Regions from separate parts of the Mus musculus genome. Here all the other regions are linked to region 2. The links are chromatin loops, found by intact Hi-C in ENCODE. Cell type or tissue: left cerebral cortex. All regions are shown on one strand. Links, peaks and the distances in the headings refer to the core of each region. The heading gives the core; the rest is flanking DNA.

The links. A loop is a pair of places that touch in the nucleus more often than their neighbours do. Peaks named below come from ENCODE experiments on the same cell type or tissue, not always from the same donor. Only the 100,000 strongest peaks of a DNase experiment are listed, where the experiment ranks them.
Region 1: it touches region 2 in a loop (7-fold over the local background); 19 of 42 quality-filtered maps call a loop at or near these places.
Region 3: a loop joins it to region 2, with 11 times the contacts of the local background. A loop is called at or near these places in 22 of 42 quality-filtered maps.

The regions. Positions count from the first base shown.
Region 1 is chr15:55,304,593-55,307,755 of GRCm38, forward strand. It overlaps Col14a1 (collagen, type XIV, alpha 1), which reads left to right and starts at 3,159. Exons shown (of 48, transcript NM_181277.4): 1 at 3,159-3,163. In left cerebral cortex, for the core only: a CTCF peak has its summit at 1,861 (motif pointing right); a DNase peak (open chromatin) is centred at 1,889; H3K4me3 peaks cover 464 bases.
Region 2 is chr15:56,045,411-56,048,573 of GRCm38, forward strand. No RefSeq gene overlaps it. Among named protein-coding and RNA genes, the nearest start is that of Gm46516, 120 kb to the left of the region's middle. In left cerebral cortex, for the core only: a CTCF peak has its summit at 1,675 (motif pointing left); a DNase peak (open chromatin) is centred at 1,631; H3K4me3 peaks cover 324 bases.
Region 3 is chr15:55,556,038-55,559,200 of GRCm38, forward strand. It overlaps Mrpl13 (mitochondrial ribosomal protein L13), which reads right to left and starts at 1,275. Exons shown (of 7, transcript NM_026759.3): 1 at 1,221-1,275. The coding sequence starts at 1,247. Mtbp (Mdm2, transformed 3T3 cell double minute p53 binding protein) reads left to right here and starts at 1,371. Exons shown (of 22, transcript NM_134092.3): 1 at 1,371-1,700; 2 at 2,464-2,544. The coding sequence starts at 1,583. In left cerebral cortex, for the core only: no CTCF peak of the experiment used is centred there; DNase peaks (open chromatin) are centred at 1,327 and 1,524; H3K4me3 peaks cover 1,774 bases; H3K27ac peaks cover 850 bases.

The sequences.
Region 1 (3,163 bases), core at 367-2,866, 740 kb before region 2:
AATATATCTTTTTTTAAAAAAAGGAAATGACAACCCCAGTGTGTGAATATAACTTCTATTTATTATAGGTTAGATCCATAAGCACATGTTATTTAACTCACATGACACTATCTCAAAAAATATATATTTTAAGATATGTAATAAATGGAATAAGATGAATTTTTTTAAGTATAGGAATAGTCAGCTCAGAAGCAAAAGAGATTTGCCAAAGTAAAGAACAAGGCTTTTAAATTCAGGTTTAAAAACAAAGTTTTCATGCAAGGTGCAAGGCTTCAGGGGAGCCCTTTGGCTCCCCCCACCCCGTGTGTGTGTGTGTGTGTGTAGATCTAAGAAAGAAATAGGATTATACCCACGATAGGAACAGATATATAGATATATTCCCAAAGTTCCCAGCTGTGTTGGGAAGCTGGAATGTTAGTTAGCTTTGAAAAAGTCCTAAAACTATACAGTGTTTTCTAGACCAAAAGAGAAGACTTTAAGTGGATGCTTCTTGCAATGTTTCCAAGATTCAGCTCTCAATACTTCATTAGACTCTGACTGCTGATCTTTTTTTTTTTTTTTTTTTTTTTTTTTTTTTGAGACAGGTTTCTCTGTATAGCCATGGCTGTCCTGGAACTCACTTTGTAGACCAGGCTGGTCAGAAATCTGCCTGCCTCTGCCTCCCAAGTGCTGGGTGGGATTAAAGGTGTGCGTCACCATGCTCGGCCTGACTGCTGATCTTAAAGATGTGCATTGAAGGACTACACAGCGACAGAGAAACCCCATCTCAGAAAACCAGCCAGCCAGCCAAACAAACAAACAAAAAGAAAGCAAGCATATAGAAACATGGTCTTGATTTAAACTTTTATTGGGCAGTGGTGGCTTATGCCTTTACTCCTAGCAGTAAGGAGGCAGAAGCAGGAGGATCTCTGAGTTCAAGGTCGGCCTGGTCTACAGAATGAGTTCCAGGACAGCCAGGGCTACACAGAGAAACCCTGTCTTGAAAACCAAACCACACCAAAAAGATAGCCACTGAAGGAACACTGAGTAGACACATTTGAAAGAGCTGGAAGGTCATTCCCAACCACAACGGACTGAAACACGGATTGAAAACAGCCCTTCTGTTTCAGCATTAACTTGAAGTTGATGTCAATGGAAAGGAATAGGCAATAATTCAAACGTTAAAGCCAAGCCTACGGGTACTATTCTGTAATTCCAGCTCTTGGATGCTGAACAATTGTAGAGAGTTTGTTGCCAGCATGGGCTGCTGAGTGATATTCTGTCTCAAAAAGTCAAAACCAACGAAACCCCCAAAGGAACAAACACAATTCAAAAGTTAAAGACAATGAAGGAAAGGCTAGTTACAATAAAAAATATGACTTTTATAATACAAACTGTAAAAGTGTGTGTGCGTGAGTGCGCATTCCTGTGTAAGCCAGAGGTTAATGCCGAGTTAATTCTCCATTTGAGTTTTTGAGATCAAGTCTCTCACTGAACCTGGAACTCAATAATAAGGCTAGAATGGCTGGCCAGGAGTCCTCCTGTCAACCCCGTCTAAAAGTCTAATAAAACTTTCTGCATACTTGTTTATACATGTATTTCTTATTTTATGATCATCAGAGAGTCTTCCATTTTTGGATTTTCATAATTAAATAATGCACTACCTCTCCCATATCATATCTAACTCCTAACTACCTCCCCCAAGGGATTTAGAACGGTGTTTACAGTGGTCACCAGCACCTTGGTACATTATTAAAAGGGGATAATAATAGACATTTGAGGAGTAAAACATTGGAAAGGACATATATCCAAGGAACAAATACTCCTTGAATTCAGGCTCCTACTTGCCAGAAAAGTCTGTTTCAGTTCGCCAAGCCGACGCAGGCGGCAGGTGGCGCTCTCACCCTGGCAGTCCCGCGTGCGGGTTTTTAGTCTTTGCGTTCGACTACCGAGGGACCCGGGCGAATAGCGCACATTAATGAAGCACAGAAGGATCTTCAAGCTGCAAAGCAGCCTTCTTTCTCTGTGGCGGAGTTGAAGCCAAGACTGATCCCGACTCGGGGTCTCAGGGAGGAGGCTATAGCGATCCTTTTCACTTTAAGGCGAAGTTCAGAAACTACGCAGAGAGGCCACTTGGAGAACATTTGGAGTGAAGTACGCAAATTTGAAGAAAGCCTAAGCTTGGAAGGTTCGAGGTCTCGGGAATCACCTTGAATGGTGTAGCGCATCCCTTCCTGTGCTCTCAGAAGGGCATTTTGGAGGCAGGTTCGGGAACGTATGAGAGTACCTCTCACTGATTCTCTACCGCCTGCTCTTGGAACTGATCAAAATCACAGTCATTTTGGTCTTTTCTCACAAATGGTCGGCGTGTATGCAACTCCCGCTCTCCATTTGAGCCGATGACAACTTCTGGTGTGACACTGGACGCCTGGGCATTTGCTAACCTGACACAAAATGGGAAGATGACCTTTTAAAAAGCGCCCAGAGGACAAGAACTCAGATCCAGTCCCCAGCCACCAAGAGCTCTGAGCATCTCTAGCCATTCCAGAACAGGACTTCTCAAAGGGCGTGGCCCGCACAGACCAGAGTCCCCAGAGTTTTATAGACGATGGGTCCTTCGGATTCGCTCAAACCTACTGACTGTAATCTCTGAGCATGGGGAAAGGAGATCTGCTGGTCCAACAGCATAAAACTGTCCATATTTTGTTTCTACGACCAAGAAAACCCTCCAATTTAGCATTCTTCCAGTCGATTCCCGTTGAATAAATGTCTACCCTTGGCGACTGTGCTGGTCCCTAGGACTTGAAGAGCAAGGGAGAGGGGACCCACTGTGGGAAGGCAAAACTCATCTTTGGGGATGGAGCCTGGACGAGTGCTGGAGATTTCCCAGTGACTCGGGGGTTCTGATGGGGGGGGGGGGAGCACAGGGCACTGCTTTAGTTGTGGGGGTGGGGAGGACCCAGGGGCTCCTCAATTGCGTTCTATACCCGGCTGCCACGCGCACCTGGGTCGGCTGCCAGTCCTTGGGCTGAACTTGGGAGGAGTGGGGCGGGCTCCTCTGCAACTCGAGCGGGGCGGGGATGCTAGAGAGGAGGAGGGAAAGTGGGGGTCTGTCTCCCCACTTCCCGCCCCCCGCCACCACCTTTGGCTTTATAATTGGCTCGCGCAGCGGTTTCTTTCCTCT
Region 2 (3,163 bases), core at 275-2,774:
ATCAGATGAACATTTTCCCTGCTCACTGATCAGTTCTAACATCAGCAAGTGGGGAGAGCTGGAATCATGGGAGTCCTGAGACAAATACAACTGAAACGGGGTCAGATCCTCCCTACACAGAGAATAAACTCTGTACTCTAATCACACGTTTGTATTAATTGTGCATGGTCACAGAAGAATAAATTATTTGACAGTATAGCATCAGTGCACCTATTATTTGAAACGTTCTATGGCCCAAAATTTCCATTTTCTTTTCAGGACAGAGGAACACGTGCATGGCAGAAGGCCAAGGGGAAGTACTATGAACCCCCAAGGACAGGGGAGACTGACACCAATGAGCTCAGTGGATCCTGAGCTGAACAGTCCAGAGGGAAAAGTGCATTTTGGAGGACACTCGGGTCCATTTGAAAGATGGCTTGCTTATCAGATTGTATACCATGATTATTAAATGTATTTTGCGTGATAGTGAGCGAGCTCTGAACTCTGGTCTACTAACAACACACAATGGCAGGCCTAGAGTTAAAGAGACACAGTATCTGGGCTAAGCTTATTACAAACACAAAACGATACATGAAACAAGGTAGGTCTGATTCAGACTGGGCTTTTCGGTTCCTATAGAGCATTCTTTGAGGGGTCACTTGAGGTGAGAAAACAGAATTTGGGTAAAATGAATGCAAAAATAATAAAAGGGAAGCTATGCTTAGCAGCATTGTCTTTGACGGGTAGCTATTTTGGCTAATATTAGATTATACTCAAAAGTACCAGAAATACCCCTATTGCCCACGTCAAGATAAGGACTTCATTGTCAAGGCCTACCAGTTCCTTGAAGAACTTCCTTCTGCTTCAGAAACCATCTTGATTACTGATGAAGAAGACAGGGCAGTGGGGTTTGTGTCTCTGCTTCTGTGGCAGCTGTGTTATCATGTCCTTTCTGTTCTCATTAGTCAACCAGAGCCGACTATTGGTCAAGAGAACTCTACCCAGCTCAGTGGAAGTTGGTTCCTTTAGGACAACCCACTGTTTTTTCCTTTTTCCTTTTATTTTTCTTCTTCTCCCAGGAAAGTCTTCAGATATTTTATCTAGTTCAAATCTCATCAATGGGAATCCCCCTTTCTTCCCTTTTGTGCGTTATCCTTGAGTTTATGTAAGGTGAGCAATTTTAAGTCCTCCTGAATGAAGCAATCTGGGCTAAAGTTAGAAAAAAAATATGAGAGAGAGAGAGAGGGGGGGGGGGTGGGGGGAGAGGGAGAGGGGGGGAAGGGAGGGGGAGGGGGAGAGGGATCGTATTGTCCAAGGCGCCTTCAAATATGCTCGCACAAACCACGTGACACAGACTCTTTGCTCCAGTAGGTTTTTATCCTTCTTGTATCATTAGAACAATCAAACTCTAGTGTTAGACCGACAGAAGATGGCAATGTATTAGTATTTCCTCACACTCTGCCTAGAGGGAATTTTGACCCCAGAAAGCAGTTCTCTGGCAGGAAACAGTGGGAGAAGACATGAAGTGAGACAATAGAGAGGATTTTCCAGGCTGTTTATCTACCCACCACCATGTTTTCCTGGGCACAGATCTGAGCCCTTAAAACCAAAACAACCTAGACTGAAAAGGTAACACAAAACATTCCCCGCGGCCATGGCTACGCAGTCCCTTGGTATTGCTGCCATCTATTGGCACCAGGTGGTAACACCGGACAAAGTGAAGCCCTAGGGTGTTTGGTGTTTGTTTCCCTGAATACCAATGGTCCCACAGGTAGAACAGACTTACTTCAGAGAGGGCGGATCATATGATAAGACTTTAGTGGTGAAAATATATGTATGTGATATATATTCTTGAGAAGGGCTGTGCGTTTGTGCTATCTTAACGTGCCCCCAAAGGGCTCCTACCAGCTGAAGAGACTAAACAGGGTAGGATTAATACCCACGAAAGCCAGTGGAATAACCTTCGCAGTTCTTCTGTGTTACAGCAGAGAATCCCATGGCCCTTTGCGGCAGGTTTTAGAGGATGGTAAAGATTTGTCCCATCTGAACGATTACTGTAAGTGTTGGGTTGTACTAAACTCATCATTATTTGAGGAAAGTGGTCTTTATTCAGTTTCTGTCTGTGTACCCAGTGGCTCAAAGTCTCTAAGCCATAGGGATTTTCTTGATCTTAGGACAGAGTCATGAGAACCTCTGGGTAAAGTGTTAGGACTATCACCCTACAGTGCATTTTCCCACTCTTCTGGATTCAGGCCAACAGTTAACGTTAATTTTTAATGAAATGACCTAACATATTTTAAAACAATTACAACTTCTTTGATTAGTAGGCAGCTACAGCTTGTGCTTCTTGGCTGTCCTACCTGAGCTTGGCTACCACTCTCCGGGGGGACTCCCCAGGTTTAGTATGTGGCTTGCCTGTGTCATGACACTGGAGACTCCTGCCACAGTTCAGGAGGTATACTGGGGGACATAGAAGCTACTTCAGAAGGAGGGGAGTCATTTAGGCCTTCTGTCTCCATGTCTCCGTTGTAGTTTATGTATATTCATTTAAGAAGCTTTTATGGATGAAATGACCTAGCATTAATTAAACTTATCTTTACAAACAAGATGAGGCGATTCTAATTGAAAAATTTGCTGATTCAACAGAATAAGTAATTACTAAAACCTTGTACCTAAAAATGAAATCAAAGTACAAATAATAGATGATATCAAGGAAGATGGAGAAGAAAGTTCAGAAAAGTCCACACTACTGTAGGTCCTGGTCAGTTTCTGGATAAGGAAAGAAATCCAGGTTAAATCAGGTGAGTCTGTGGGCCTCCTTAGAGATTATAGGGAATCCCCAGGACAACTAGCTGCAGCCTCAGATGATAAGATACACTCACCGTTAATTGTTGAATGAATATACCTTTATTCCAGAAAAAGTCCACTTATATGTTCACTGTAAAAGACATATCCAAGTCGCAAAACAGTACGGTTAGTTTCTGTAAAATGGCCTGAGTAAAAAACACACCAAGAAATTAATATTAAAACTAAAGATAATTTAGCATTATTAACATTAGGTAAAAAAATGAAATAATAAACTAAAATCTGAGAAGTTTGACCCTGGTAAATGCTGACAAAGTAAAAGTATGTAATACTCAGGGGTATTTTACAAATTTAATAATGTAGCTTTGCAAAGAAGAAA
Region 3 (3,163 bases), core at 367-2,866, 490 kb before region 2:
AGATCTTGTCCAGGTACTTTCATATGCATATACACAAGGATTATATGCTAGAAAAATACACTTATAAGCTTGTGGTTTCATATTAGTTATCCTAAATTTTAAACTAGCCTATGCATACGCAAAAGACAAGTTTACCACATTCCATGTGAACTAATACTTTAAAAAAGCTTGATAAATAATAGAAATACTGCCACATGTCAACTTGCTGTCAAAGTTTTAAATATTCACATCTGTTATTTACCTGATTATAGACAGGTAACAACTACATTTAAAGGAAATGTACTTCAAGTAGTGTTAGGCTAGGAGTTGTCTTGGATTAACATATCAGAAACTAATTCTTTCTCTTCTATCTAGAATCTGCTTCAGTTTCAGTATTCCCTATGAGTCAGCCTTCCGGTTGCCCAAACCAGAATTCTTAAAAGTTATTCTTGTTTCTCTTTACACCCACATTCAAATCTTTAATATATATTGTGGACTTCTTAGAACTCCAATGTTTCAGCCTGACTTGTAAAATGAGTATTTTGTGTGGTACACTAAAATAGAATTCTAACTGAATTCTCCCTTTAGCCCTTCAAAGATCTCCCATCTGTGAACAGTTTATCTTCCACCTGGCGGCTTGAGTGCTTGCTTGATCCTTCTGATGCCTAAGACTTCTAGGTCAAAACTCTACAACAGGTCTTCATTCTTTATAAACAGTCTTAAGCAGCGCAGGCTTGACTTCAAGCTCACTAAGTATCGGAGAAGGCTGGCCTTGAACTTCGGATCTTTCTCCCTCCACCTCCCAAGTGCTAGGATAACATGCGTGCACCATAATTCCAGGTTTATGCGGTGTTGGGGATGGAACCCAGGCATGCTACGCTACATCAGCTACAGCTCCACACCTTCCCTTCCCCCTCCCCTACTGTACTAAACAAAAATAAACATCTTTTAGTGGTTTTTACTGCCCCACGTCATTCAACCTATTATTTCACTTTAGCTCTCTTTCCGCAAGGAACAAAAGACACGAAAGGGGCAGACTGAGGAGAGAAAGGAGCCAAAACAAAGATATCAAGTGGTAGGCAGACTCACAACCCTCTGGTAAGTGACTCCTAAAGCATTTCTTGGGTACGGGTGTCAGCTTCCCTGAAAGCTCAGCTTCTGCACTAAATCCCTGTGAACACTGCTCTTCATTTTCGCCAGCGTACTGAGCACACTATCCTGCCCGAAACGCGCAAACTCACCTGGGGCGCCCTAGAGAAGCTGGACATGCTCTCCGACCCGCGGCGTCCTTTACTTTGCACCCGCCCCGCCGGGGAACCAGCACCACGGGTCCGGCGGGAAACACAGACACCCGAGCATGAAGGTTCCTACTGCCGTCGCGTGCGCTCATCTGCTTCCCCGCCACACTCGGGTCCCCGCCGGTAGCGGTTTCGTTATGAGAGGAGCAGAGAGTGTGGCTCCTGAGAGAATAATTTCCCACAATAATTGGCGGGAAAACCGACGTAGGACATTATTTTGCAGCCAACCTGAGCGGCAGGAAACCGGAAGTGCACGTTGCGCGCGGCTCTTTTGAGACCTAACACTGAGTCCGGGCGCGAAGAGGATGGATCGGTACTTGCTGCTGGTCACCTGGAGGGAAGGGAAGTTTCGATCCGTGGCGGGTGGGGAGATCGAGCCTGGCACTGAGGCGACATCCCTGGAGAGCACCGACAAACAGCCCGGTAAGCTCTGGGCGGAGAAGAGGCGGGAACGACCGGCGGCGGGGAAGCGAAGGATTTGAGTTTCTGATGAAATCCCGGAGGGAGGCGCATAGGTCGAATGGTCCCGGGAACGTGCAACTAACTCTCTGAAGTAGTTTCTATAAGAACTGAGCAGTAGTATGTCAATGGAAAAGATATAAAGTTGTGGGTATTAGATGCCAGTGTCCCAAGTGCTTGGTGAACTGAATATTTGCCTGGTTGAATCTTCTGGTGGCATAGTCATCGAATTTTTGCTTTTAGGGAAGGTATGCTTGCAGAAAGAAGTGTCCCTTGGCGTTCCTACCACCTTGAAGAAAGCACAGAAAGAAATGATAGGTTCTGCAGATCTGAGTTTTACATTCTATGAAGGAAACATTCCACACTAAAAAAAGAGAAATGACCAGCTTTAAAAGATTTTAGCTGCATTGCTTTTTTGGCGTACTTGACTAATCTCAATATTACGTTTTCCTTGTTTTGATTAAGCAGACATTTTTAGGAAGAAATGTATATAGTTCGTATATACTTCTTTTGGAAGGAAGTTTTGATTTCTTGTTACTGATTAGCATATACAAATGAGGAGACTTGGCTGTTTTCTCTGCGGTGTCAGCACTTGAATAGACTTGGTCAACATGTATTCTGTCTACAACTTACTGGCCTTCAGATCCTCTGATAGTGAAATGGAAACAGGCCCTAGATTATGTTAACTCTTGAGTTAGATGACTGAGTCAGGTCTTTATTTTTATAGATTTGACCGCAACCAATATTTATCACCTCTTGAAGAGAAGCATCAGCGATTCAATCCATCCAGATGACAGTACATTCCCTGGTAAGTACAGAAGTGTAATGGTAATGAAATTCCTCTCCTATCCACCACCACCCCCCACCCCCAAAGTCTGACACAGCATTTTTTTGGAAATCAGTCAGTTTGATAACCTAGGAGTACAAGAAAGACTTGTTGACTTGAGAGGCACAGGGCTATGGGGGTATCTTAAAGAAAACCTCAACTACATTACTATTCCTTCCTGATATTTGAATGTTGTAAGTTTTTATAAAAGTTATTCTGGGTTCCCATTGTGAGAGTTTTGCTTCCATATAACCCTTGCTCTCCTGGAACTCTTTATCTGTAGACCGGCCTGGCCTTGAACTCACAGAGATCTGCCTGCTTCTGTCTTCCCAAGTGCTGGGATTAAAGGCATGTGCCACCACTGCCCTGCTTGTGGAAGGGTTCTTGTCTTGAGTAAAGACAACCCGTTACAGCTCCCACTCTGCCTTCTTTACCACATGTGGGTGTTGTTTTCCTGTCTATTTTACTGATTCTCTTAAAGCAAAAACAGCTTTGAGTCATCTGCTTTGACTTTCTGAAGTTCTCACTACTTTTTTTTTTGGGGGGGGGGCAAGAAATCTTCCCTACTTTTAGTTCTATTGGTACTTTACAAATATATCTA